4 separate regions of the Homo sapiens genome follow, and all the other regions are linked to region 1. The links are chromatin contacts, found by Hi-C in ENCODE. All regions are on one chromosome and are shown on one strand. Each heading gives the region's core, a stretch centred on a gene start or an enhancer-like site at or near the end of the contact. The rest is flanking DNA. Distances are from core to core; before and after follow the strand shown.

What was found. Hi-C counts contacts between places; a loop is a spot of excess contacts on that map. Pooled maps may share reads with other maps.
Region 2: a loop to region 1 is called in a pooled map, with 8 times the contacts of the local background. The contact joins the promoter of HOTAIRM1 here to the promoter of TBX20 in region 1. A Hi-C loop is called at or near these places in 3 of 50 pooled maps.
Region 3: a pooled map shows a loop between it and region 1 (20-fold over the local background). The contact joins the promoter of HOXA10-AS here to the promoter of TBX20 in region 1. A Hi-C loop is called at or near these places in 4 of 50 pooled maps.
Region 4: a loop to region 1 is called in a pooled map, with 11 times the contacts of the local background. The contact joins the promoter of EVX1 here to the promoter of TBX20 in region 1. A Hi-C loop is called at or near these places in 3 of 50 pooled maps.

The regions. Positions count from the first base shown.
Region 1 is chr7:35,250,224-35,257,370 of GRCh38, forward strand. TBX20 (T-box transcription factor 20) reads right to left here and starts at 3,877. Exons shown (of 8, transcript NM_001077653.2): 1 at 3,271-3,877. The coding sequence starts at 3,397. RefSeq lists enhancers at 1-259, 2,798-3,374, 6,249-7,060, 7,061-7,147.
Region 2 is chr7:27,091,086-27,098,232 of GRCh38, forward strand. It overlaps HOTAIRM1 (HOXA transcript antisense RNA, myeloid-specific 1), which reads left to right and starts at 5,009. Exons shown (of 2, transcript NR_038367.1): 1 at 5,009-5,303. It overlaps HOXA1 (homeobox A1), which reads right to left and starts at 4,915. Exons shown (of 2, transcript NM_005522.5): 1 at 4,176-4,915; 2 at 1,908-3,710. The coding sequence starts at 4,827. The coding sequence ends at 3,355. RefSeq lists enhancers at 503-1,413, 3,002-3,502, 3,503-4,003, 4,885-5,179, 5,305-5,877 and a silencer at 5,232-5,401.
Region 3 is chr7:27,164,608-27,171,754 of GRCh38, forward strand. HOXA10-AS (HOXA10 antisense RNA) reads left to right here and starts at 4,292. Exons shown (of 3, transcript NR_046609.1): 1 at 4,292-4,386; 2 at 4,700-5,157; 3 at 6,701-7,147. It overlaps HOXA10-HOXA9 (HOXA10-HOXA9 readthrough), which reads right to left. Exons shown (of 3, transcript NM_001433944.1): 2 at 271-360. MIR196B (microRNA 196b) reads right to left here and starts at 4,956; the gene lies at 4,873-4,956. It overlaps HOXA9 (homeobox A9), which reads right to left and starts at 930. Exons shown (of 2, transcript NM_152739.4): 1 at 271-930. The coding sequence starts at 850. It also overlaps HOXA10. RefSeq lists enhancers at 1-343, 344-1,220, 2,069-2,787, 3,977-4,567, 4,568-5,158 and 1 more.
Region 4 is chr7:27,238,252-27,245,398 of GRCh38, forward strand. EVX1 (even-skipped homeobox 1) reads left to right here and starts at 4,551. Exons shown (of 3, transcript NM_001989.5): 1 at 4,551-5,206; 2 at 6,797-7,053. The coding sequence starts at 4,780. EVX1-AS (EVX1 antisense RNA) reads right to left here. Exons shown (of 4, transcript NR_120507.1): 2 at 3,664-3,759; 3 at 3,298-3,390; 4 at 3,178-3,199. RefSeq lists enhancers at 4,169-5,046, 6,968-7,147.

The sequences.
Region 1 (7,147 bases), core at 2,627-5,126:
GAATGACAGCTGACACTGTTCAACAAGGAAAGATCTGGAAAGAACAGCATAACCAAATGGTCACTTGGATTTGACTCAGGAAAAGTTAAGCTCAGAAACTCCAGGCAGGCTGTAGGGATGACCCATCATCACTGTATAAAATTACCTGGGATTCCCACGGAGTAGCATGCCCAGTGTTTCCTGACCAAGCTAGTGAGTTCTAGAATGACTGCTTTTCACCACCAGTACTGCAGCCCACTTTGGGAAATAAAAATGTAAGAGTGGAAGAAGGGAAGGGTGATGATCATGAGGGATGAAAAGCAAATATTCCTATTGTCACCCCTCCCAAATTCTAGACTTCGTAGCTCATGGAACTGATGCCAGTCCTGCCTCTTTGACAACCAGGAGAACTTTTTCTCAACGGAGACAAAGGGAGTGAAGAGATCAGCACCTTCCTCACCTGGAGAGGAACTTTCCTTCCTTCCTGGAGCCCTCTCTCCATAAGAGAAAAGGAAAGGAGGATAGGAGGGTAAAAGAAAAATGGGGAATGTGGTTTACAAAAAATCAGTTACTTCACCTCTGTGCCTGACTTTCAGTTTTCTAGGCTTTATGATGAGAGTTAGAACATTTTTATAATATTCTTCCCAGCCTGAGATCTTATGAAAGATGCTAGCATACAGCTTGCTAAATCACAGGAGCAGGTTCTGTGGGCCATTTTCAGAAGAGGCTTAGAACAATTACTTGAGGGGTGAGGTATAAAATTTTTCTTTCTCCCAGAAAGGTCCTAGAAGTGAGGACAACAACCTCAAATCCAGACCAGCAGTGTATTAAAGTGAGAAGAATGCTCTGCCATCCACCACCAGGTTGGAATACTGCTGCCTATGAACCAAACATTCTCCCCCACAGCTGATAAGGGCCTGGGACTACACCAGTCACTTTGATGGAATACAGGGAGACTTCTGTAATTGTCCCAATTATCTTCCATCCCTTAAAAAAGAAACTACTTGAATTTGCAATGTGAAGTTGATCTCTTAAGTGCCCTCAAGAAATCAAAGCCAGTTCTAAATGTATGTATGTACATGTACATGATGTGTGTGGGCATATGGGACACGCACAGATCATAAGGTGTTTTATTTCCTACACATCCGTACATGAAGAAAACAGGAAACAGAGTGGTTTTACTTTTACTTCTCATGCAATGATAATCCAACCCATGAAAATGTTTTAACTTAAGAATAATCAAATTAAATGCCATCCTGATTTTTTTCAGATTAACGAAAGGAAACCATACCATAACAAAATCTTATTTTCTACTAATATTTTCAGAAACACATTCACATAATGTCTTCGGAGGGAATTAAGAAGTAGTGTTAATGACTTTTTTTTCTGACAACTGAAAGAGGCAAACTCCCTAAGCCCCAGACTGACCAATGCATCAGGATGGGAAGTAGGAGAGGAAGAAAATGAAATAGAAATGCTTCAGCAGACTGAAGCTGTTCCTTTAAATAGACTTTGTATGTTTAAAAGGGCAATCCTGGGACACACTGGAATCCCCCTCCCCACTCTATAGTTTGCTTCAACAAAAGTCCCACATTCTCTCTTAACAGAACTTTTAGGTGTTTCTCTTGATAGAGTCCTTGGCTTGCAGTCACCTCTGTTGAACTGGCCAGTGTAAGCGACAAGAACGCCTGCTAGTTCTTTCAGAGCCCATCTCAAAAGCCAGGAGAGGGACATGCATTTTATACTAGTGCCTATATGTGTGTGTGGGCATGGGGGTAGGGTTGGAGTTGTGAGCTGGGCATGGCTTTAAAGTTCAAGATTTAGAATTTTCGATATAAGGTGGCTTTTCTCAGAAAAATAAAGAGAGAAGGAAGCAATGTTGAAATGACAGTGCAGCTGGGGCTGGCATGTTTCCCAATTTGCTGTCTACACTTCTGTCGGGAATCCTCTTTTCCTGCTATGTAACAAGCTGAGATGTTTACAAAGAATTCAGGGGCCCCTAAACAGCAATGTATAATGTTGAGAAGTCGCACAATATAACTTTGAAATTGTTAGTTATATTTTTCTAAACAATTGGATTTTGTTTGATTGATTGTCTCCATTCTTTGGCAGGTTTAGATTTAGATGGGAGGTGGGTGGGAAGAACCAGGGGAAGGGGGTGAAAACTTAGAGGACAGATTTTTTTTTTTTTTTGACATTCTGTTTTCTACAGATCTACTAGTTTCTTTTTCCTTGGTTTCAAGTAGCTACAGGAATTTTACTTCTCTCATCTTTAAGCCCAAACACCTTATTTTTGATCTCTAACACTTCCTTTTTTTCATGTTATCATTATTTTGGATGTGATATGTTAAGTGTGGGAAGGACAGAGAGAAGAAAGGAAAAATTGGGGAGGGTTAAAAAAGAAAAATTAACTTAAGTTTGCTATCTGATTTTCACATTGTAGTGATACCAGACGATCAGGCTGTGTAACAATTATTTCCTGGGGATCCACGAGGCAATGATGAGAACACTTCTTTTTCCCTCAGTTGTAAAGAGATTCTTAAATATTTATCTTGGGGTGGTTCTTTTCCATGTAATTCACTAGTGTTAAGAAGAACATAATCCCTGTTCTCCCTTTACTCCTAGCCTAGTGTCTTCTATAAATGGTAAAGGTTGTTAAACAAACAACATAACTAAAAGTAGAGGAATTTGAGAAATGGTTACTGGTTAGTGTTTTTGCCAACCTCAACTGAAAATGACGACAGTTATAAAATGATGTCTTGGTGATAAGTCTAGAGCTTCAGTGAATAAAATGGTTCGTGTAGGGAGAACTGGCTTATTCTGCTTTACAGTGGTTTCAAAGAGCTTGCTCTGTTTTGTCTATTCAAGTCAGAGGAAAACCAAAATTAAACTGGTTTCTTATGAAGTCCTTTAGCGTCTCCGTTTCAAACGCACAAGCAGGTGTTACATGCACAGTAAATCCTGTTGAGCCTTAAAAGGGGTTTTATTATTATTTTTCCATGAATGTTTTTAACCCAACAAACATACACACACACCATATGTCTGATCTGATATATGGATTCTAGACAACTTAGGAGACCGACGGGCCCAGATATAAGATGCACATTCACAGCATTCAACAGACTGAAGCCTCCAAAGAAAACTTGGACCCAAAAGAAAAAGATCTCCCACCCGCGATGTATGGCTCATGGCTTGAGCATCAGACGTTGCTGCGAGCCGCCTGCAGCCAGGGGCACAGACGGATGCGCAGCATCCCCAGTCCTCGGCGGACAGCCGGGTAGCCCAACTTACCCAGGGGTTTGATTGTGTTCTCCGTCGCCTCCTTCTCCTTAGAGCCGCCGCTCGACATGAGCGCGGCAATGGAGAAGGCGTTGGCCCGAGAGGAGAGTTGGGGCTTGGGGGACGCCGTGAACTCCATGGTCCCCAGCACGCGGTCCTGGCCAGGGACGGGGTCGTCCGAACTGCCGTCCAGATTCCCCAAGGGAGACAAAGACCCGAAACACAGCTCAAAGTTTCCGAGAGCAGTCACAGCGGGGCCAGGGACTCCAGAAGTGTCAGCTCCAACGACTCCAGAGCTGCACACTGGCCTCTATTCCCCACCGCAAAGCCCCAGAGCCGCAGAGACTTCGAAGGCAGCCGGAGAGGAGAGGGCCCACCGAGCACTACGGCGGGTGCGCACGCCCCGGGGCGCTCGGCAGGACGACAGTCTGCACAGCCCGAAGGCGGAAACGAGCATCAACTGCACAAAGTCCTGGGGTCCTGGAGCATCCCCTCCGCGTCCTTCCTCCCTCTGGGGCTGGGGACAGCCGGGATGTCCCAGGCTGAGGTGGCCACCAGCCGAGCGCGGCTGCTAGGACGCTGGCGTGGGGAGCGCGGCGCGGAACTACGGACAGTGAGCCCTGGCGCTCGCTGCCCTGCGCCTTAATTTGCTGGCGGCGGCGATCCCGGAGGCCCGCAGCCAGTCAGCGCCGTCTCACGTCACCGCTTCCTGATTCCGCCGCCGGGGGCGGGGCCGCGGGCCGGGCGCGGAGGGCGCGCCCAGGGTGCGGCGCCCGCGTGGCCTGTCGCCCCGGCTGTTCGGTACCCCAGCACAGGTTCAGGGAAAAGGGTGCCACCACTAGGCTGACGCAGCAGCCATGGACATCCCCACCTGGTCTCACAGCCCCGGGCGGGAGGGCGGTGCGCGCTGTCGGGAGAGGACACATCACCGCGGCCTAACGCCCGAGATCCGGGCATGGCCCAGTTGGGGAAGCTATGACCAGACCAGTGGAAGCCTCGGGAGTTCTCGCTTTTTCCATTCTTTTTCTTACCTGCGCTCAAAGTTCCAAAAGAAAGTAGGGAAGCGCTCAGTAGAATCCGGCGCCTCTGAGCCGGCGCCAACTGGCCAGGTCCATACTCGGGGCAGATCCCAGGGCTGGGACTCTCATTCGATGGTCCCAAATTTGATCTCTTTGACAGTGGGGCTGAGCAAATGCAGCCCTGAAAAAGATAAGCTTAGCGAGAGCTGCGGGCATTTGGCAAAGGATGCTGCTCTCAGAACCGTGGCTTCTGCTCCTCACCAGTGCGTCTCTAGCCTGGGGCTCCTATTTTCCCTAGAGGGACCCTGGAAAATGGGACGGCTGCCGAAGAGAAGGCGAAGGTCAGGGCGCGGAGCTCTACGGTAACCACGCGACGCGTAGTGGGAGAGTGCGAACCTTATGGTAGCGCCCGGACTAAGCGGACACAGACCCCTCTGGTTTTACAAAGGCGGCTGTGACGAGGACTTCCCACGGCCTTGTTGGAGGGCGTCCTGTTAGCCCTGCTCAGCCTGAATAACTCAAATTCTCCGAATTCGCAGGGTAATCCGCTTCGCTTGGAGCCGTGTAAACTCAGGCTGACATACACACTCAAGCTGTATATGTAAATATTTGTTCTCTTTTCCAGCCAGTCGGTCTGGCTATTAGAAGCCTCTTCGTGGGTCTTAAAATTAAAATAATAATAATAATTTTTAAAACTCCAACTTTTCACTGCACCACCCCCTACTCCTGAAATAAATTTGTGAGGGAAAACGGCAAGTTAAAATAGCTGTCGAAAACGTTTGTGTGAACAAAATGATGACATCTGGAAGAGTCGTGATTTCAGCCTGTCTTGGTCATCGTGTGTCAATAGTTTTTAACAAGGTGCTGGATGAAGGTGACTAAAAAATGCATTCTCATATCACTATCGAAGTTCGAAGTGTCGATTTATAAATGTTTGAGGAAATTCGTAAAACCATAGACTTTGGTGCTGGAAGGAATTTACGCTGTCTTCTAGCCGGTCTCCATGTGCGTTTGAGAGAGAAAAACAGGGCCCGACGTGGCAGAGCGCGCATCTCCCCCCAGTCCACCTCAGCGGCTAGAAGCAGACGGAAGGGCAGGACTCACACTCCGGGCCCCGACCCTCATCAGCCCCTGGCCCTGCAGCTGTGGCTGGGCTGTTAGCTGAAGAGCCAGAGTAGAGTTAACGACGGCTGGCAAGCAGAGGGCTTTCAGATTAAACCGCAGGATGCATCTGAGGATCCGTTTCTATTCTTAAATTTTTTGCTGGTTTTGGACAACCCAGACCCAATCCAGACCCCTTTTTTGGTTATTAAAGTCCCCCGCCCCAACCTGTCTCTCCCCAGACACACCTTCTCAATGTAAGTGACATTTCTTTGTATTGAGTGGAAGGCACACACTGATTCCTTTCCTATATCAAATGCTTAGGATTTGTCCAGAAAGAAAGATTTCCCTCAAGAAGTGGGGATTTTGGAAGGTCGGGGAATGTTATGGTTAGTCTAGACCTTGATATATGCTTCAACAGGGTGTGGCAAACCTTGTTAGCTGAATTTAGTTTTCAAAAACTTGCCGCAAAATTATACTTCATAAAAAAACCCTTTTGATTGTTTTTCTACACAGAGGAAAACAACTGTGTCTTTTCTTAATTACCTCAATGATTTTGACTGGAATATGAATAATATCATGAGAGGAACATTTTCAGAAAATTTGATGAAGCAAGGGAAAAACTGAATTGCCACAAATCTGTTTCCTCCTCCTTTCCAAGTGCCTACGCGGCCTTAGCCCAGCTCTGTGTCTCTTGTGTGCAGGAAACCCCGACTGCGCATCCTACTACAGGTAAAATACTATACAAGAAAAGATGAGTGATCGTTAGGAGGCAGGCGGCAAACGAGAGGTATTGAAAAGGCCACTTTAAACAAATCCGGGTGACCCGTTTGGGGATCTCTAGGCTATGCATCTTGTTGGTGTTGAAACCTCGGCAGTAAAACATATGCTGCAACATTATTATCGGGGGCACACCGTCCCTCCTCCTAGATTTATTGCCTTTGCAAATCAATATGATGCCATAAAAACGGGGAACCGGTTCTGGGCAGAGAGGTGCTGTCGAAGGATGATTCAAAGCCTTCCCAAAGCGGAGAGTGGGGAGTTCTGAGGTCCCTTCAAAACGCCACTGATAGCGCAGGTTAACAGGTAAAACCACCCGGGGGTTGGAACAAAACAAGCACGTTAACACATCTCTCTAGGCCCTTCTCAGGCTGACTGCTGGCAGCGGAAGCTGCTGAAGTCTTAATGTTAACTTTAACACACGCATTAGCCCGGAGACTTTGTGTAGGTTACTAAACCTCTCAAAGCTTCAGTTTCTTCATCTGCGTTAGAATAGGGCCAATAGTTCATTCCTACCTGGAAGATAGCTCTTTGGATTAATGCCCTAATGTGTATAAAAAGCCTAACACTCACAATAAACCCAACATAAGTAAAGCATAATACAGAATTTTAATCATATTTAATTTTGAACTGCAAATTCGCGATTGGAGAAACATGTCTCTCGGGTGCTCATATATAATGTAGATAGTTTTGGAATGTACAAAGAGCATTGGGGCCACAGGAGGGTATTGGATTGTTATTTACATCCCGTTTAAACTTTGGCGCCTAAGAATGTAAAATTTTGTTATACATCTGAGTTTGTTTATATGGAATTTGATTATATGGAAGACTGGAAGATGTCTCCTTATATACACCACTCTTTCAAATTCTCATTTGTAGCTCCCGGAACTCAGAAGACAGTCGACCCCCAAAACTGTCCAGGAAGTAATCGGTTTCCGGCTTTTGGACAATGGTCCCTCGCTTAACGAATGCTAACGAATGCTCCCTTA
Region 2 (7,147 bases), core at 3,759-6,258, 8.2 Mb before region 1:
GTTTTAAGTTTCTAGTAAACATTGTTTAGCAAAAGAATAATAGGAAAGTTGCCCCTTTTCCAAAGAGGGATGGAACTATAATTGTTGCCTTTAGTTGAGAGCTCAGATAAACTGCTGGGACTCATTCTAAAGTGACCCATCACTGCATTCATCTCTTCTTGAACTTTCGGTGAACCTGAGATTAAACAGGGGTGAGCAGCTAAGCAGTTTGTTGTTAGCAGCCTTTTCAACAACCCTTTCAGACTGAGTAAATATTGATCGGTTTGAATCTGATTGCCCCAGAGGAAAACACCACCGCATTTGAATAGCCTCCAAAAGTAAACTTTAAAAGGTGAAACCCAGAGCAGACTTCAGAGCCAAAGCAAGACCTCAACTCAGCCTAGTTTGGGAACACTCTGTATTTGGGGAGTACTGTGGATAAATGTAGAGGAAGTGAGGAAAAAAACATTGGAAAACTAGAATTTTGTATCGCAGTTATCCCAGGTGCCTAACTGAGACCCTTGTTTCCTTTGTAAATGTATCAATAAAATGTTATTTTCAGTTTTCCCACTCTGTGTTGTTTCAGTTACCATTGCTGTCATTTTTCAAGTAGCTAACTGTGCTCCTTAGAGACCAAAGCAGAGAGACCTTGAAATAGGATGTGTTAAGCGCCTTTGATTTAATCGATTGAGACAGCTAAAAAGATACAAATGTTTTCCTTGTTGAAAGGTGTATTAATGTTTCCTAAATGCATTGCTTGTTAACTGATTTATTCCATGACCTAGAGAAAGCTAGAGATGGTTAGCCATAATTTATTGTTCTCTCTTGCTGCTACATTAAAACCAGCATCTTAAAGACTGGAATCTCTGGGATTCCAGTGGATCTCGCCCTGCTTTTAGATATTGAAATGGAGTCAATGGCATGCAAATGACACTTTAACACATTAAAGTATTTGGAAGCCAGCCATCTGTTTTGCTGTGTGGCCCTACACTAATAAACAAAAGATACAGTATAAGGCCAGGCAGGAAATGAAAGAAAGGGTTGACCGTCTTTGAAGTTCTTCTCCATCCACTTGAGTCTTTTACAGGCAACCTCAGAACCCAGCAGCTGAGGGGAGGGCACCCGGTGCCCTTGATATGGCCGCAGCAACTGCACCGCAAAGTTCAGCCTTCTCTTCTTTGACAGGGAAGTGCAGGAATTCTCACAAGTGCCCTAGACGGCCTGCAAATTCCAAATTTTTGTAGGGTTTTTCTCCTCCAGCCCGTCCTTTGTAAAACACCCTTTGGGGAGGAAGGAAGTCATCTGTCTGTGTTTGTTTTCAATGCTGTAAATTTTCTGCTGTACTGTTGGGCTAAATAAAATGCCTCCAAAAATGTGTGAAAGTAAAGGAAAGCAATAAAGAGGCCTGGGAGGAGAGCCACTTTGAACTCTATCATTTGCTGGCTTCCTCTTTTGAGAGCAGATACATACCTTGGTCAGAAACAACTTGGATATTGAAAGACTTCAGGGTAGCTTCCACAAGTTCACCTGGAAGTACCTGTGGAGCCCAGAGAAGAAAATGACTTTTTTTTTCTGGGTTATGTGGCATGGAATTAGAACTGTGGATCCTTTACAGCCATGACGGCTATGAAATCAAAGCTGAGTCTGAAGGGAATAAGATGTGCAACCCAGAGATGGGGAAGAAGGGGTGAAGAGCCGCAGGAAGGGATGGATGTTGACAGGAAGAATGGGGGAAGGGATGCAAGGGTTTACTAAAAACACTCCATTTCAAGGGTGGAATATATCAGAACTCTGCCTGACAATCCAAAAAGAAGGAAGAGGAGTGGAATAAGGGCCCCATCCTCACAACAACTTTATACTGGAGCTAATTAAATGTGAATCTCTTAGCTCTTGGTTCACTGATGTGAGGAAAGACTGACTGAAGACAGTTTTGGCTTTTGAAGGGAGTTCTGTTTATATATACGTCAACATCCAGTTGGAGGTGAAAAGGTTAGCACTTGACCCAGGAAGTATCCATGTTTGTTTCAAAAATAAATCTGCTTCATAAATTTCTTCATCAGTCTTTTTTTCCATTATGAGCTTTGATTATAATAAAGGAGCTGTTATTAACTTTTATTCAAGAAAAGGCCCATCTCTTTGAAAATATTTACCACCCTTCTCCCTTTCCCCTCATGAAATGTGCCAACTTCATAGGAATTAACAAATTGTAGCCCAGCCAAATACACGGATGCTTAAGCATACCTGAAACTTGAGTATATTTATTTATTACAGACATCCTAAGACCCGTAAACTCTGCTCTGGATCATATCACTCCAGGATCTCAGAGCTGTTCATGATTGTACAGGAAATGGGGAATATCATAGGCTCACAAAGGATAACTGATAGAACTCAGTGTGGTACTTTGGGGACATCAAACATTGTGCGACATGCAAAAGACTATTCACGAATAACACAAAATATACATTCATTGTGCCATCCATCACATTAACAATTGAGCTGAAAATACATTATATCCAGCTAAGATAACTGTGGAAGGAAGAAATTGGTTTGAATAATACTTTTAGGTTCTGAATAACCCAGCACAAATTTTAAACAGAGGGTGGCCCGAGAAGAAAGGGGTAGAGATTGGGAAAGACTTAGCACAGGAAGCCGGGTTTCTGAAGTTTGTGCTCTGCAGGGCTTCTTAACTGTAAGAACAAATCAAGGCTACCCTCTGAGGCATCTGATTGGGTTTAAATGAGGGAATTTTTTCTTTCACCTATAAAATTGTACCAGTTTAGAGAGTTTGCCCACCCTGTTTTAGTAACCTAAACATTTCTAGAAAATCTGTATAAAGATAAATCTCTTAGGACAAAGTATTTACAACCAGCAAACTCACACACATGAAAATGACTTAAATTAAGGGATGAATTAATTGTGTAAACATATAGTGCATCTCTTCTTCCTGAGCTCCTGGACTCGCCTTTCGCTATATCCTACTTTCAAGGACAAGGGAGGGGAGAGCTGTACATATAGTTAGATAAAAGATGAGAAGATTCCTTCTGGCATGTTTCTGTTGGCAAAGGGAACTATTTTCCAAAAGGTCATCTGAAAGGAACAGTAGGTTCTGTGAATTCTCCTAAAAGCAGGAGGGATGTTAAGGCCCACCAGAAAATGTATGCTGGCACCCAATCTGGATGAAGGTGTTAACCCCGCACCAAGTCTCTGGTCCAGAATTATCTGCAAATATATTATCCTGGCCAGGAGCTCCCCAGATAGGATTAGAAAGGAAGAAAGAGACTGTAAATGGAAAGAAAGATAAGCTAAGCATGTGCTTTGGGTAAGAAGTCCCAGCCCAAGGAGATGCCTGGGCTGTTGTCTGGGGCTGGAGCCGCCTCAGTGGGAGGTAGTCAGAGTGTCTGAGGTAGAAGACCCCGGGGAAGGAACGCAGGGCGAAGAGCTGGACTTCTCTGAGGATTCCTCGGCCTTCTCGTCGTTTCCTGGCGGGGTGGCCGGAGAGATGGGCAAGAGACCCTCCTTCTCACGTTTCTTTTGCTTCATTCGGCGGTTCTGGAACCAGATCTTCACTTGGGTCTCGTTGAGCTGCAGGGATGCAGCGATCTCCACCCTGCGGGCGCGCGTCAGGTACTTGTTGAAGTGGAACTCCTTCTCCAGTTCCGTGAGCTGCTTGGTAGTGAAGTTGGTGCGCACCGCGTTGGGTTGACCCAGGTAGCCGTACTCTCCAACTTTCCCTGGGGCAAAGTGGGAAGCCATGAGACGGAAATGTAAAAATTTTTAAATCGACTTGAGATTCCCCACACGCTTCATGGCAACACTCAGGTAAAGAAAAGATCAAGAACTCAGCACAAATCGGGCTGTGGAGGGTGAGTGATGAGGTGTAAAGTGTTAACCTGATGTAAACCATTAGCATGGTCAGACCGGTGATTAATGGAGCCTCAAGATATTAACAGAACACTACCGTCACAATAACCACCCCCACATACTTCCTATTTCCCAAATGTATAAAATCCTTGAAAACACACCAATCCCTGAGACTTCTTTGCCCCAACACCTCTGGGCACCCTCTCCATGCACTACAACACTAGTCTGATACAAAAGCCTTTTAAAAAAAAGATCATTATTAATTTCCTTGGAAATTAAGCATACCAGCTCCTTCCAGAATAATCAAGGAGCATCCACCAACCAGCAGGACTGACCTGTTTTGGGAGGGTTTCTTTTGACTTTCATCCAGTCAAAAGTCTGCGCTGGAGAAGATGTCTCCGATGCGGGGGAGCGACAGGCTTCTTGGTGGCTGGCGTGGAGAGGGGACAAGGAGTTATTATACGTAGCCAGGGCCAGGCTCTGGTGCTCCTGTCCATATGAGTGGTGAATGTATTGAGGCGAGCCCACCGCGCCCCCAGCATAACCCTGGTGGTGGTGGTGATGCTGGACCATGGGAGATGAGAGATTTCCAGAGTAAACAGCGGGAGCGCACTGGGGGTACCCACCACTTACGTCTGCTTCCTGATTTAACGCGTAGGGGCTGTAAGGCGCACTGAAGTTCTGTGAGCCATAGCTTGGACCACAACTTGAGTGGGAGTAGGACACCCCCAGGTTCCCGGAAGTCTGGTAGGTAGCCGGCTGGGGGTGGCGATGGTGGTGGTGGTGGTGGTGGTGGGGCGAACCGATCTGCACCCCCCTGCCCACTAGGAAGCGGTCGTCGCCGCCGCAACTGTTGGCGCTGACCGCGCACGACTGGAAAGTTGTAATCCTATGGTCCGAGGGGTAGGCTCGGGCTGAGCAGGTCCCCGAGTCGCCACTGCTAAGTATGGGGTATTCCAGGAAGGAGTTCATTCTTGCATTGTCCATCTGTCACTGAGTGACCTGGTCCTGCGAAGCCCGGCGTGACTGTGCCAACTTTCTCACTTCCTCCATGGGGCCGGAGAAGAAAAATGATATGAATGTACAGTGCGCAAGAGGGGGGGCGGGAGGGCGGAGGACGCTGGAGGAGGGGCACGTGACGGTGTCAGCCAATGGCTGAGCCTCCTGCAAAAGTTTGCCGGCTTCCGCAGTGATGGATCACCGTTTTAGTGGCATTTAAATCCCCGGCGCTCCGCCGTCTAGGTGACGCGCAGTCGCCCCCCCAGGCAGCCTAGGCGGCGGCAGCTGCTGCGGCGACTGCAAAGGCCGATTTGGAGTGCTGGAGCGAAGAAGAGCAAAAGCTGCGTTCTGCGCGCGCCCGACTCCGCTGCCCGCCCCGCCAGGCCTCCGGGAGGTGGGGGCTGGGAGGCGTCCCCCGCTCCCGCCCCCTCCCCACCGTTCAATGAAAGATGAACTGGCGAGAGGTGAGAAGGGAAGAGGGCTCCCGGCTCTCTCGGGGCGGGAATCAGTGGGCCAGAGCTCGCCGGGTGGCCGCAAGTACGCCGGCCCAGCCCGCAGCGCGCCCAGCCGGAAGGCGGGGAATCCGGCTGACACCGCGCCCCGGGTTCCCAGGCCACCTCCTCTGTTCTGAGGCTGGGCTGGGAGACCGTGGGGCTGTGAGGAGCGCATAGAACCGTGGTGGAGGGCGAGGCTGGGCCACCGGCTCTTCAAGCTCGGAATGGAGGGGGAAGAGCGCAGAGGGCTGGCTGGGAGGAACTCGGGTGGGCGTGAAGGAGACGAGGGCAAGAAAAGAAACTTCCCTTCTTCCAGGAGGGTCTTCGAAACCCTCTCCCCACAGCCCCTCTCGTCATTAGCATGGCAATGAGGAGTTTCTGTAATTCGACTTGGAGGGGCGGATGAGCCCTGGAAACTCAGAGCTCGCCGGAAAAGGCCGGGGGCGGCCGGGCTCTTCTTCCCCACCTTCCCTCTCTCGTCGCTCTCCGCCCCTTTCTCTTTCCCACTCAGTTTTGCACCGGGAGCCCTCCGGGATGCGGAGCTACTCGACCGCCGGATTTTTAGGGGTAGGAGGCGGGGGAGAGAGATGACGCTGGCGGACGTGGCCAGCGCGGGGGCCGGGCGGTGCGCTGCAGGCCATCTGCCGGCGCCCTGAGACCCAGGAGCCTCCGCGCTCCCGCGTGGGCCTCACAGGGCCGGTCCACAGCTCCAACATAGTAGCTGAACTCCCTTCGTTGCGTTCCTCTTTTTCTGGAGGGGAATGTTAGAAGAGAGAGAGAGCTTCCTTTTATAACCTTCCTCATTCTGCTGCACGTCTAGAGTGGGTGTGGGGGCTGGCAGGTGGGAGGGGCGGTGGACAAATGGCTGATGGTGGACGGGACACTTTACCCCAACGACACCTCCTCCCCTTTCCAACTGGCTGTGTAGTTGCTTATGAGAACCTTCAAGTCCTTCCCTAGAGAGACACATGCAAATCTGAGCCTCATCCCAGGCCAGGGGTCCTGTTCCTCATCACCCTACTTCCCTGAGGCTGCTGAGGTCGTTAAATTGTTGTTTACTATTAGGTTTCACGTCAACCCTGGGCTTGTAGAGAGAAAAAGCCAAACGGAGACCAAGAATTGATGCAGTCTTGGGTAGGAGAAATCGAGAGCTTGTCCAGGAAGCTTTGCTGTATAAATTATAAGCAATGCTGTATAAATTTTACTCCAACCATGTGTACAATGTTGGAATCAGATGAAATTTATAGTGAATGAATGTATGTGGGTTTGGGGTTTCCACTCCTCTTCAGCCTTTCCTCCCGTTAGAACAAGGAAGGTTTTTTTTTTTTCAAGGAAGGTACATTTCAAATATGTTAGTCACCCTTTCAGTCTTCTGTATTCTGTTCTCCACGTACCGAAGTTCCCCCAAACCTGTCCTCTCAAGAGAAAAAACCCATGCTGACTCTGGACTCCCTCAGTAACAATGAAACATTCTCCCCAAACATTTCCTTTCAGAATAGTATTTGTGACTTTGATCCATCCCAAGCATGGTTAAGAGGGAGCACGGGCAGGAAAGGCCCACTTTCTGGGGTTGGGCAGCCACCCCTGCCCCAGTTTCGGCTCCTGGGAATCCTCCGACTGGAGAAGGGGAAAGGCAAGGCAGTCCTCCTGGAGGCGGCTTCCTTGGGAGCACCAGCTTCCAGCGGCGGGGAGAGAAGGAGCTCCTGTGGGAGAGGGGGCAGGATGTGAGTAGGTCGGTGCTGGCTATGCGAGCAATCCTCCCTCCAAGCCTGAGCAAGTCGGTACATTTTCCCCCGCTGCCTCATTCCTGTACC
Region 3 (7,147 bases), core at 3,042-5,541, 8.1 Mb before region 1:
GGCCAGTCTTGGCTCGTCCCGAAGTGCCCGCCCCGCCCCCTCTCGCTGCAGCAGCCGCCTCCTCTCCCGTAGCCCTGCGGGCCGCTCTTCACTGCTCTCCAGACTTGGGGCCCTATCTGAGGCGTCCCAAACACCAACTTCTGGCTCCTGGCCCCAACTCGAGAGGCTTCCAGCGAGGACGAAGGCAGGCTCGAGAGAAACCTGGCGGGCCAGCAGATCCGGGAGGCCGGCGTGGAGGCGGCGGCGGATTTGAAGGGAGGAGACACTTACTGGGATCGATGGGGGGCTTGTCTCCGCCGCTCTCATTCTCAGCATTGTTTTCAGAGAAGGCGCCTTCGCTGGGTTGTTTTTCTCTATCAACTGGAGGAGAACCACAAGCATAGTCAGTCAGGGACAAAGTGTGAGTGTCAAGCGTGGGACAGTCACCCCTTCTGGCCGACAGCGGTTCAGGTTTAATGCCATAAGGCCGGCTGGAGGGCAAGCCCGCGAAGGAGAGCGCACCGGGCGTGGGCTCCAGCCAGGAGCGCATGTACCTGCCGTCCGGCGCCGCCGCCGCCACGGGCGCCTGGGGGTGCACGTAGGGGTGGTGGTGATGGTGGTGGTACACCGCAGCGGGTACAGCGTTGGCGCCCGCCGCGTGCACTGGGTTCCACGAGGCGCCAAACACCGTCGCCTTGGACTGGAAGCTGCACGGGCTGAAGTCGGGGTGCTCGGCCAGCGTCGCCGCCTGCCGGGGAGGCTGGCCCAGGGTCCCCGGCGCATAGCGGCCAACGCTCAGCTCATCCGCGGCGTCGGCGCCCAGCAGGAACGAGTCCACGTAGTAGTTGCCCAGGGCCCCAGTGGTGGCCATCACCGTGCCCAGCGCCTGGCCCGCCCGGCCCGACCCACGGAAATTATGAAACTGCAGATTTCATGTAACAACTTGGTGGCACCGGGGGGGAAGTACAGTCACCTAATAAGTTGCCGGCGCCCGCGCCCCCATTGGCCGTGCGCGTCACGTGCCCGTCCAGCAGAACAATAACGCGTAAATCACTCCGCACGCTATTAATGGTCCGATGTTTTGCAGTCATAATTTTTATAGCAAAAGCCATATGTTTTTATGTAAAGGGATCGTGCCGCTCTACGATGGGGTTTGTTTTAATTGTGGCCAACGACGATTAAAAGATCAAATCTAGCCTTGTCTCTGTACTCTCCCGTCTCCCCCCCCATACACACACTTCTTAAGCGGACTATTTTATATCACAATTAATCACGCCATCAAGAAGGCGCGGGTCCCGCGTGCGAGTGCGGCCAGCGGAGCCCCTCACATAAAATTAGACAATAATTGAAGCCATAAAAAAGCAGCCAAATCGCATTGTCGCTCTACTGTATTTAAATCTATATTTATGATATTTCATAAGGAGTTATTGTTTCAGAAGCCACACAGGCTGGCGGGAAGTCGGAAACGACCAACAGATTCGTTTGCCTCGCCGTGGCTCCCAGCTGTAAAAATTTACGAGGACTTGGAAAGGTTAGACTGTTGTGTTTGGTTGGCGAGCTCCCTGTAAATAATCCCTGCGGTCCCCGGGAGAGGCGAGTTTACCCGCGGCCGCCCTCGAAAAGTCAAATTCAACGCAGGATCCGTCCCAAACGGAGCCGCCGCCGGCCCTACCAGGGCACTCCAGGCAGGGACCGGCCGCTCAGGGAGTACCGCGGGTGTAGGTCCCCACAGCTACCCGCCTGGAGCGAGGGGCGCCCGGGCAACCCTTAAATTCGCCTTTGCTACGAGGACCCCACGGAGGAGCTGGCCAGGAGGGAGCGGCCAGCCGCCACCAGGGCGAAGGTTTTGAGGGCCTGGTTGGTTGTGCGGCGCGCTCGGTCCCCGGCCCTCGACCCCACGCACACGCGCGCCCAGCCCGCCTTTCTCATCAGCTGGCAATCAGGATTCCCAGGCGCAGGCGGCTGGCGACCCAGCCCTGTGCTCCAGCCTCAGAGGCTCTAACCATGAGCGCTGCAAGCCTGGTTGCGCTCCGTGAATCCCAGCTGGGGAAAAAACTACAAGTGGCATGAATGGAAGGCAAGTTCGGTTTGGGAAAAGGCAGCCTCGCCTAAGAGACCCCGCAGCTCCGGAACCTGGGAGGCCCGCACCGATGTGGCCTGTCCCGGGGCCGCGTGAGCCTTTCAGGGCTCCTTCCTCCCTTTCCAGCTGCTACTCCGGGCCTCGCCTTGGTTACCTACGGGGCCCGGAGACTCGGCGGAGAGGTACAAGGCCCAAAGAGAGGCAGCCACAGCTCAAGGCCAGGGCTGGAAATTAGAACGGGGAGGGGTAAAAGGGCATCGACTCCAGTCCCATTCCTGGGCCTGGCCACGTTGGGGAAGTTTATTTCTCACCCGTTGGGGGTAAATTAAAAGGTCGCCGCCACTCCGTTAATTGGAAGGAAACTCCCCCTGCCCCCAATTCCTAACAGAAAGCAGCGACTCCTAGAACAGGGGTAATCAAATTCACGTGTGGATACTGTGCCTGCAACAGTGTGTTTTTCATTAGCCCACTTCCCTGGCGGCGAGGCTGGCGGCCTCGGGCGCTTCCATCTCTCTCTCTCTCTTTTGCCTTCATCCTCACCAGCAGTTCCAGTAATCCCCCCCTCAAACACCCTGACACACTTCCGGCTGGGACTCCCAAATACCAGCGAGGCTGCCAAGCCGCGCGGATACCGACTGGGTGCCCCTTCCTGCACCCGCGCCTGGAAGAGGGAAGTGGCCGACACAATGAACTCCGAAATGGCCCCGTCCTGTCCGCCTCATCTCCCTCCCCCTAATATTTTCCTTGCCCCATAAATTCCTCTAGGTCATGCCCACCCCCACCACAGTCCACCGTGTCCTAAATACCCCGCAGTCCGCCAGGCCTCTGAGATTTTCATTTAAAAAATTAACCCTGGAGGAAACCCTGGCTCCCAATTTTAAGTGTCTGCAAATGGGCTGGGCATGTCTGGATGCCTTTTCCACGTTTTATGCCTGAGAAGACACTGATTATTTCAGTATTTTTTAAGTAAAAAAGCTGTTCCTTTAAACAGCCTTAGCCCCAAAATAAGAGAGTTACTGAACAATTAGCAGGCGTTGAGTGTTAAGCAGATGTTACTGGTGCCTAGAAAGCGGAGAAAAATCAGAAAACCAAATATTGTCTTCCTTCAGCCCAAAGGTTTGGAGCCAGAATAGTCTGACTTTTTTGTCTGCTTTTATTTTCGAAGTGAAAGAGATTGCGTATGCATAAAGAAATAATAAATGAGTATAATTTAAAGCGGCCCCTTCTCGACTGAGATTTCTGAAACTGTGATCTCTGAAATAAATCCAATGCCCTGGTCCAGAAAATGGCAGGGAGGAGTTGAAGGGAATGGGGTGTGTGGTCCTTTCAGACAGCAGGTCGGTGGCTGTGCAACGAAAGAGTTCCTGGGCCTCCAGTCCAGGCAGGGAAAGGAAACAGCTTTGTGGGCACGAATCTGTAACTGTGTGTGTTGGGAGTAGGGAGAGATAGTTTGTTTTCTGTTTTCTGTAGGGAAAATGGTCAGACTGGCTCCCATCTGTAGACTACAATTTGGAACGATGACTCAAGTTTATATCAATGGCTCTGGAATTTGGGATTCTTTTTGCCCATTTAAAACATACTGGCTCTTGGAAGGGTCCCCTTCTCCAGCACCCAGCTGCACAAAGGTGCTGTATGGAACATATTTTGTACCTAATGGAAGCCACTAGTAAGCAAGCAGTCAAGCTTTGCCCTAGCCAGTCTCCCTCAATGCGGTCAAACCCCAAGCTGTGACCGGCAGGCCGGGAAGAGCCAGCTAAGAGCTTCCCAGCGAATGGCCAGGCTCCAGCGAGGCTGGTTGGGCCTCAGCTCCAGTCCCCAGTGAGGCTGGCGAAGGCCTCCCTGCCCTCGATATGGGCACACAAAGCTGCAGCGAATGTCCCCTAATCAGATCTCCTAGTCAGCCGTTAGCGACAGGCGAAGAAACGCAAGGCTGCCGCCATCCGGTCGTGATCATAACCGAGGCCTTGTCTGCAGAGTAACACACCAGGCCCAAACCCACCGCCCTCGGCAGCCGCCCCACGCGGGCCCTTCCTCGGCAGACTTCCCAACCTCTACTTGAGCCGCAGAGGAAAGTGAGACCCCCTAGGCTCTCCTGAAGCCAGCTCTGGGCCCCTCCCCAAGGATGCTTTGGGAAGGAGATAAGGAGGTGAGATAGAATCTGGCAGAGACGGAAGATGAAAAAAAGACCAACGGAAGAAAAGAAAGCAGGAAGGAGCAAAGGAAAGAAGAAAAAAAGAAAGAAGAGATAAAAGAGGAAGGGAAGACAGGGAAAAGAAGGAAGAAAAGAGAGGCGACTCCTAGCAGCGGCCGAGCTTACAGAGAGAAGGGTAAGTGACAAGGCCAGGATCCCAGCCTGCCCTATCCTTCCTAGTCCAGCCTGAGTCTCCACTGGAAGGAGGTTCTTTCCTGAGCTCACACCCGGGACTGGTGTGTGTGTGTGTGTGTGTGTGTGTGTGTGTGTGTGTGTTCCAGCCTTACAAGAGAATGGCAGGAGGTCCCTGGGCAGGCGCAGGCCTCCAGTGGGAGGCTCAGGATGGAAGCGGGCGCCCCTGACCTTGAATGGCCCAAAGCCCAGAATTCCTACCACGCCCCCGGCGTCCGCGAAGGAGCAGCCAACCTAACCCTACCTGCTGTGACCAGGTGGAGGTGTGTGGTGGAAGGGGAAAGCCGGCCGGCTGGCAAAGCGCTGCGGAGAAAGACACGAGGCTCCTGAGCAGGGAAAGCCGAGGTTGCCACCGCAGGCCTGGCACGACCAGGGCCGTGATGCCCCGCCCGGCCCGACCCCCGCGCGCAGAGGTACCTGGAGACGATTTCAACTGAAGTAATGAAGGCAGTGTCGTGCTGTCGAGAGAAAGGTGGATCCCAACAACAGGAAACTACCTAAATCACCGACCAGTTCTGGTGCTGCCCGCGAAGGGCTGCCTCGCCCGCCGCCGCCGCCGCCTCCGCCGCTGCCGCCGCCGCCAAGGAGAGAACCCTGCCATCGCGCCTGGCCCGGCCCAGCCCAGCCCCTAGGCAACCTGCGCCCGCCAGTGCAACAGAGTGCCCCAGGCGGCCGCAAATGCGTCAAGGAAGGGGAAGCCACAGGCCCCAGTAAGGTATTCCTGGGAGGGAGAGGGAGGAAAAGAGAGGGAGGAAAGGCAGGGAGAGAGGAATAAAGGCGGGGAGCAGGCGAGACGAGAGCAGCTCCGAGAAGCAGTGTGCGCGCCGCTTTCCCAAATCTTGCAGCCCAGCGAGCCGGCGCCAAGAGGCGGTAGCCGTGGAAGGCTCGAAAGCGCCAGGGACGGTACAGATCCCGGCTCCCTGTCTGGCCCCGGCCTCCCGCCTCTCGCTCTCCCCCTCTCCCTCCTAGCTGCCCGCCCGCCGGGGCGCGCGCTCCTGCGCCCCCTCCCCTTAGCCCCCGCCCCCCCCACTCTGGCAAGCAGGAAACGCGTGGCCCTAAGGAGTGCCGCCAGGTGGGGGAGGCCGTACTGGGGGAGGGGGAGGCCCCCATGCAGTCCAGCCCGGGTCCACCTAACCGCTGCCTCCAGCGGCTAGAGATGCGCTGTGGGCCAGGCCTGCTCCCCGATTCAGATTGAGGGTCATCTGTGACCCAGACACCCGCAAAATAACCGGCCTCTGCAAGCCTCCCTGGGGCTCCCGAAAGAAATCCTGTTTGGCTTCCTCTGTCTATGTAGCTCCCCTCTCAACTGAAATCACTGGTCCAAGACAGCCACAATCCAGATATACTAGCAAGCCATAAAACTGAACAAAAGCCGACAAACCTTACGGCACCAGGGCTATAGGGCCCAGACAAATTACGACCGTCTAGGTAATATTTAAATAGATGCCTAAAGTAATTGCAGGGGCTCGGGTTAGTCCTCCTGTTGTAAAAGTGGTGAACGGGATAAAGTGGAAGGTGAAGATAAGAAGTCAAAAAAGAGGTAAAATTAAAAAGCTTCATTCCACAGCTTTTATTCTATAAGAACATAAACATCGTCTTTTTCCACGCACAGCAGCAATACAATATTAATTTATTCTGATTTAAGATTAGAAGTAAATAGAGCTAGAACTAACATTTATAATAACGATAGAATGCATTTGCTTAAAACAAGATTGGCAATTCTTCATAATAATAGACATTTATACAGATTTGTATTTATAGTTTTTTTCTTTTTCTGCATCTACAGGTTTGACCCTTTTATGCATGTAACTTCACAGTATAAAGGAAATCCAAACAATGTCTCCCTTCTCTAGTTTATTCCGCTTACCCCAGTCCTCCTAGGCTTCTGTGAATTTCAGAAAGCAAAAACAAACAAAAAAAAAACTTTTTGTTCAAGGCGATTTAAAAAAACAACTTCACAAGATAGGGAGAATTGTGGTGTGCTTGTCACATGTTACCAGTGGTAACAATTTTAATGACAAAAAAATCCACTAATTCCAAATGCATAAACAAAACTACATTATTTATCTACAGCCAGAAGGATATGGAAATTTAGAGGTAAATGAAACATTTTAGTCAGGCAATGTAAGACCTTACAGAAACTGGAAGAGAAGTCCCCTTCTCTTGGTAATTCTTTTTTTTTCTTTTTAAAGCTGGGATATCTTACAGAGGAAGGAAAAATTAACCTTTTTTACTTTCTTTCTCACTTTTTAAATCAGCCAAAGTCAAGCCCGTTTGCCAACCTGCATGTCCATGCCTGTAAGCCCTTCTCTTGGCCAAGGAAGAAAGGAAGAAAGAAAAAAGAAACCCAGGGGCCTGTATCCCCTGATTAAACACAGCACAGCACTCCAGGCAGACATGCCCGGTGGCGGCTCCTTTGCACCATTGACCTCAGGCCAGACACCTCAGCGCCAACAATGGGACCTCGGCCTTCCGGCTAGGTTTGCCCCAGGCTGGGCAGGAAACCAGCTCGGCCGAAGACAGGGGCCATTTCGAGCAGTGGGACCCCAAGACAGCAAACCCAGCCCAGTCAGGACTTGACACTTAGGACAATATCTATCTCTATAGAATTTTAGCATGATATGGCTTTTTCCCCCAGAAAACAACAAATAAACCAGCACCAAGCAAACACAAAGAAACAAAAAGTCAGAACAAACCAGCCCTGC
Region 4 (7,147 bases), core at 3,301-5,800, 8.0 Mb before region 1:
CCCTGAAGGCCAGGGAGGGACATGGCCTTGGAAGGGAGACTGAGCTTGGTTTGACACTCAGCCCTGACCTAGCTATCTGAGTCAAGACCACTAGTCATTCTACAACTGTAGGAAAAAATGCACTGTGGACTCTTGAGGCCTTTTAAAGGACTGTTAAATTAAATGAGATTGTTAGATTAAATGAGAAATGGGTGTTGATGTTCTTTGTAATAAAAGCAAACTTCAGGACAATAATGAAGAAGAAGAATCCATAGCATCTCTGCTAGGGTTGAGGAGGGAGATGTCTGAGCCTTTGGGTGCTTGGGTGTTGGAGAATTGCTCTTGGACACAAACTGCACTGGGCCCTTCCAGTCAGTGGCTGAGGTGGCAGCAAACCTTGAGCTTGGGGAGGTCTTCAGCTGCCAGTCTCACCCTGGGTCCTCCAGCCCTAGGATGGGCCAGTGGTGGGAATGGGGATGTGGACCAGACATCCTTAGCACAGGGCCAGGAAGCTACCAGGCTGGCCTTAAGGAGCCCAGGCAGACAGGTGTACAGGCAGGAGTGCAGCAGGGTCAGCTGCCTCCCAGGACCTGGCCCTCCATTCCAGGAGGGTGGAGAGGAGGGGGCACTCTTCAAAATCAGAGTTCCAGAAGCCGCAGTTTCCCCCTGTCTGAAGGAGAAAGTGTTCCACGGTGCCTGCCACAGTTACACAGCTGCCACCGACTTTCTCAGCAGATTCCACTGCAGTGCAAGGAGGTGACAGGAGTGGTCAACCCTCATCTACCTGCAAGTGTGAGATCCACTCGACCTTATTCCCCAGGGGTGCACCCAGCAGTGGCACTAGGTTCCCAAAAGGGCATCAGCAGCTGCCAAGGCAGAAGGGGGAAGCGGGTCCCAGAACCACCCACCTCCGGCTGTCCCCACCGCGAGGACCCAGCAGTCTGGCGCCCCCACCACGGCCTGGAAGATGACGGAGGGCCCAAGACTAATATTCACGACAGCCAGACCACGCTTATTGTTTAGAAGGAAGCTCCCTTTGTTCTTACTTTTTAACCAAAGAGAAGCGAAAACATTTTTTTCCTGATCACATTTTCACCGACACCTGAGCCGACAAGCCAGCTCCTGGCCCCCGGCTCAGGACTCCTCGCTCTCTCCCTTCTCGGGGCCCTGTCGCCGTTGAAAGGCCCGCTGCAGGCTGGGGAGGGTGATCGGGGCCGCGGGCCATCTCCCCCGAGCCGGGCGGGCAGACTGCGGAGGCAGGCCCCACACGCGCCGCTTTTCCGAGCCCGGTTTTCTTCAGGAGCGAAGCTGTTCCAGCTGACCCGCGCGTCTGGGGGCCTATGCCCGGCTTCCGATTCCATTTAAAACGACCCGCGCATCTTATCTCCGTCGCCTCCCCGGGGTTCCCACCCACCCCCCTCCGGCCCGGGCCAGGCCAGCCCAGCCCCGGCGGAAGCCAAGCTGGGAGCTTTTGAAGTCCGGAGAATTTCAATCCGAGAGGAGCCGGCTGGACCGGAGCCCGTCGCCCCAGCGGGGGAAGGGACGGGGGGCCTGCCGTGTGGCAGGTGGGGGATGGGTGTCCCCCGCCGCGAGAAATGAGAAGCCGCCGGGCCTGGAGCGGCCTCCACCTCAGCTGCTATCACCCCCTCTCCGCTGTCATGGGATTGCCCAGGCTTAATGGGGTTGTGCAGGGCTTCACTTGCTCTCGGAATTTACCTTCCTTCTCGAGCCGTGCCGCGAATAACCTTCACGACACAGTGATAACGATGTTATTAAATACTCCCCCCACATTCACCGCCCAAAAAACCAAAACAGTGTTCTTATCCAGTCCTCTCTTTTTTTGTCTTCTTTCCTTTAAAAACCCAACCGCTCTTAATGTGAGGTTGATGAAAGGATGCTTTTGGAAGAAGTGACATTTGGTTAAAACGTTTTCCCCCTAATGCGCCGGTGGAAAGGGGCGGGGGTGGGTGTGGTTCCCTAGGCTCCTAAGACTGGCCAGTCAGCTTTGAAAGAGCGGGGCAGAAGTCGGGAGAGGGCTGGGGAAGGCTTTGGGCTGAGGGGATGTGTCCCTGAAGCTTCAGATCTGGAGCCCAAGGGAGGCAACCTCCCTCTGAAAAGCCGGTCCTCAGCTCCATCCAGCCCTCTCCGCGGGATGTAAGCCCTGCTCCGTAGGGCCCGACCCAGGAAGCAGACTAAGTGGCACTCCTTGATCTCTCACTCCTACTCGGCTTTCATCTCACCCAGAAGAAAAGCGGATCAAACAGAGGATTCCCATTGAATGCAGAGCTGGGGGCGGGGTGGGGAGCCAGGAGTCCCTCTGAGGACCCAGCCCCCAGGAGATGGGGGCAGCAGGCTACTCACGAGAAGGTTAAGCGCTCAAGGAGGAAAGGAGGGTGGGCACCTCAAAGGCCCAGTGCTGGAGGGCCCTATAGAGAGTAGGCAACCTTGGAAGCTCTAAGACAGATGCCCAGGGGGCTTGCCATTGACAGGAAAGAGAGCAAGCCAGGTGCTCCCTCAGGCTGTGGCTGCTGGTAGGGAGGACAGAGAAAGATAGAATACCTGGACAGCTCTCCAAGGCAGGAAAAGGTTCTAGGATTTGACTCCCCTCACTCCCAATTGATCCTCTCACCTCTAAAACATTTCCCTGGATTTTGGGGCTAGCAGTGCTCAGCATATAGTGGCTTCAGGAGTCCCAAGGAGTAGAAATATCTATGTGGACACTACCTTCCGGATCCCGCTGCCTCCGCCCCCAGGCAAGATTAATGAACATCGTCTTAGACTGAAAGAGAAGTGGAAAGCCGGAGTGAAGAGGAAACTTTGTCTTTCTTTGGACCCCTTACTTCCTCTACCTTCCTTAACCCTATGGATAGGAAGATGGAGGAGAGAAGCAAAGAAGGAGAAGAATACAGAAAGAGAAAAAGGAGGAGAGAAAAGTAGGAGATAACAGATAAAAAGGTCACGGAAGAGGACTTACCTGTAAAAGCTGGGGCTTTGCTAGGGACACAGAAAGGAGGGAGGTGCTGGGCTGCCCTTTGCAGCTGGCTGCCTAGGGCTAGAAGCTCTTCGGGAGGAGGCGGAGAAAGGGGGGTTGAGCATAGAAGGTGCCCACCTCCTGCTCTCAGCAATGTGGGGATAGACTCAGCCCACCCACCTGGCCCCAGCACACTTGCTTGGAGCTCAAAAAGGGTCAGTTTGAAGGAGTTTTATACCAGCTTCTTCCCTGGGAGAGGAGCCAAGAGAGGCCTATGGCAGCTTCCAGATATTAAGTTCCACAACCCCTGCCCCCACCTCCAGCCCTTCATCAGAGTCCCTACTTACTTGCTGTTTTAGGGCATTTTCAGCGACTTCACTCTCTTCTACCTCAAACGCCATCCACTTTTGGAGACAGGTACCACTGCCCCTAGGCAGGGACTTGGGAGAGGACCTTATGAGTCAAACCTCTATGAACCCCAACCTTTTTGTACTCGGGGAGGCTGAACCCCTGCCCAAAATAGCGCGGTGAAAGCTACTGCCTTCTCCCAAGTAGGGGCCTCCAGTACTGCCACAGCAGGGGCCGCATTCCTGGCGCCTCTTCATTCGAAAAACCTCTTTCCAGGAGACTTCGCTGATTCTGAACGAATACTTTAAAATATGGGCAAGGGAAAAAAAAAGACAACTCTTAGAAACTCTCCCCACCCAACATACCTGGAGTGCAGGCGAGGTCCAGGCAAACGGGAAAGCGACTTCTTGTACGAATAGCCATCTCAAGATGAAGCCAGGCTGTGGAAAACTTAAGGCCATCTAGATGGGAAGGAGGTATTTAAAAGAAATCAGCACACACTCTTACAGAAGCCAAGGCGGGTCTTTAAATTAAAAAATAATAATAAGGTATTTATTTCTTGCCCCTTAGGGAAGAAAAATAGCAAAGTTTGGTTCGCAGGAGTAAGGAGACAGAGGTGGGTAGGGAGAGGGAGGAGAAAAGAGGAAAAGATGGCCCAGCCTCAAGCTCTCCAGTCAACTTGGGGCGGGGGAATACATTTTTCCGTAGCTTGTAAAAAGACTTTTCAGCCAGTTTGAGGTTAGCTGCCAGGGGCAGACAGTTGTAATAATGCCGACAGAATTGAGGCTTGTAAGCCGGGCTTCACACTTCTAAAATGCAGTTATGGATTCTTTCATCGGTGTTAGATCAAGGCACCAAGTTAAGAAAACAAAAGTCAAAACAACAATAAAAGAAAAAATCAAAAGCTTATTTAATTACCGAGTCCCGCTGCCCCTGCGGAACTCGCCGCGCGCGTTAAGCTCTCTTTTCTTTCTGCGGAATTCCATTTGCATCCCCTCTGCCTGGGTGTCTCCCTCTCTCAGTGTGTGTGTCTCTCTGTCTGTTTTCACACTCTCCTCCCCAATCGAGCGAGGCCCACACCTGGCGCATCACTGCCGAGCCATTAGCTGCGGGTTTCCTTTCATCTTCGCTGTGGCAGACGTTTCTATTTATCCACTTGCGCTCGCCGAGTGGCGTCACCAGCGGTACTGTAATGACGATTGCAGCAGGAGGATGACAGCTTAGAAAGAAGAGGGCAATGGGGCTTCCTCCCAGAGGCGGTGCGGCACAGAGGAGCGCTCGCTTCACAAGGTGACCCTAGCTCCCACCGCCACCGCCGCGGTCGCGGTCCAGACCGCGCTCCAGCAGCTCCGCGCCCTCCCAGGCACCCGGCCTTTCTTTCTCCCTCTTGCAACCAAGATCCGTCCGGCCGCTGGAGACCCAGGGAGCCGGGGTTAGGAACTCACTTGGGGCTTTCCCCTCCCCCACCGGAGAGCCCCGGGATGGAGAGCCGAAAGGACATGGTTGTGTTTCTGGATGGGGGTCAGCTTGGCACTCTGGTTGGCAAGAGAGTCTCAAATTTGTCCGAAGCCGTGGGCAGCCCGCTGCCGGAGCCGCCCGAGAAAATGGTGCCCCGTGGTTGCCTGAGCCCTCGGGCCGTCCCTCCGGCCACCCGGGAGCGCGGCGGGGGAGGCCCGGAGGAGGAGCCGGTAGATGGACTCGCAGGCAGCGCGGCGGGGCCGGGCGCCGAGCCCCAGGTAGCTGGGGCGGCCATGCTCGGCCCAGGACCCCCGGCCCCCTCAGTCGACAGCCTCTCCGGACAGGGGCAACCCAGTAGCTCGGACACCGAGTCGGATTTCTATGAAGAAATCGAGGTGAGCTGCACCCCGGACTGCGCCACCGGGAACGCCGAGTACCAGCACAGCAAAGGTAGCCACCGTGCCCCTCCGCTCCCCGGGCCTCCCACTGCGCCCACCCTTCACTTCGGCGCAGGCCAGGAGGAAGACACTCCCTTCCCCTAGGGCAGGATGGCTGGGGGGACCCACCTGAGCAACTCTCTCTGCTATCTGCGTTCTGGCGGGGGTCTCCTACTGTGTTCTGGCATTGGCGGGACTGAGGGTGACAGCAGTGCCTTGAGTGCGGGGTGCTGAGGGGGCGGATGCAAGTCCTGGACTTGGGGGATTCGAAGCTCACCCCAAGCACCCAGTGTTTCAACTGCTCGGGGAATGCTTCAATTGCTCGGGGAAGACACTTTCCCCAGGCGAGGGCAAGATCAAACGCCGATCCGGGCAGTTTGTGGCTGGCAGGGTGTAAGAGGCATGGAGGCGCGGAAGCCAGGAGTCCATAAAGGACCGTAAAATTGCGGCCCACTTGGGCAGCCCGGGTGCTGCAGCCCTCCGACCAGTTTGCACGTCGGTCAGAGGTCCAAATTACCTTGTCACTTCCCGGGCTTCGCGGCGCCAGGTCGGAAATGGTCCCAATGGTCTAATTGCCTTTGGTCTCCGGTTGCATTTGAAAAGGCAGAGATCGGGTCCTCCCCCCTTCCCCTTTCCTTCCTAGTCCCACTTCTCCACCCAAAGGAAAAGGAGCTGCAGGGGGCTGGAGCCCCACCCTTCTCAGAGGTAGGCCCAAAGGGGGGCTGGTTTAACTGGAGAACCCCTCCCCACCAAAGGCTAATGGGAAAGGGGTGGATAGCCCGGAAGGGAGTTTCCCTCTGTGCCAACAATCACCTCCCCAGAAGGGGGTAGAAAACTGGGCGCGGGTTGGTGGGGGGGAGGAGAGGGGAGCCCACCAGCAGACACTCCTCCACAGAACTGTAGGAGTGGGTGGAAAGAGCCTGGGGGCGGGGGGGAGAAAGACCACCCCCTGGTCTTGGCAGCCAACGCCTTGTTGAATACCTGCACCTACCCCTTACTATCTTATCACCGATTTCACCCAGCCTCCTTCCCATAACCCTCAGAACAACCTGGACTCCACTCACATATACTAAGGTAATAAATAAGATACTCAACATGCATTCTCACTCCAGCCCTGCAATACACGGAACCTAGTACACATTCCCACACCTGTTCTGGCAGCCCGTCACACATAAGAGCAAGGAAACTCTCTGAATGCCCAGCATACTACAATGCACTTGACCCAGAGTTTACAACCCTCTAGCACAAAGGTGCATCTCAACTCATGTGCCTGTCAGAAGTGCACGCCCTGCCAACGGGAGGCAGAAATCTCACCTATGCTCCAGGGCAGGTGGGAAGGGCGGCTGGGAACCCCTGTACCCAGGATGCCTTAGAGGAAGGGAAGGCCTCCCCAAAGACCTCTACCTACCCAATCAAGGGCAGGCCCTTATTTTCCCTTCTTGGGTTCCCCAGAGGCCGCAGTACCCTAGCAGAAACAGTTACTGAGGTGGCTGACAGGGTGTCCCTTCCCAAATCACCCTCCCACCTTAGGCCTACAGCCCCACTTCAATGGCGTTTGTGTGTCTGTGTCTGTACACGCCTGTGCTCTGGACTCGCTGTGCAGGGTCCGGCTCCGAGGCGCTGGTCGGCAGTCCGAACGGAGGGAGCGAGACCCCCAAGAGCAACGGCGGCAGTGGTGGGGGCGGCTCGCAAGGCACCCTGGCGTGCAGCGCCAGTGACCAGATGCGTCGTTACCGCACCGCCTTCACCCGAGAGCAGATTGCGCGGCTGGAGAAGGAATTCTACCGGGAGAACTACGTATCCAGGCCGCGGAGATGTGAGCTGGCGGCCGCCCTAAACCTGCCGGAAACCACCATCAAGGTATGCGGGGTCCAGGCTGGGGAGGCGGGTGTGCACCTATTTAGCGGGAAGTAAATGCCAACTGCCAACTCCCTGAAACGCAGGCCAGGAATCT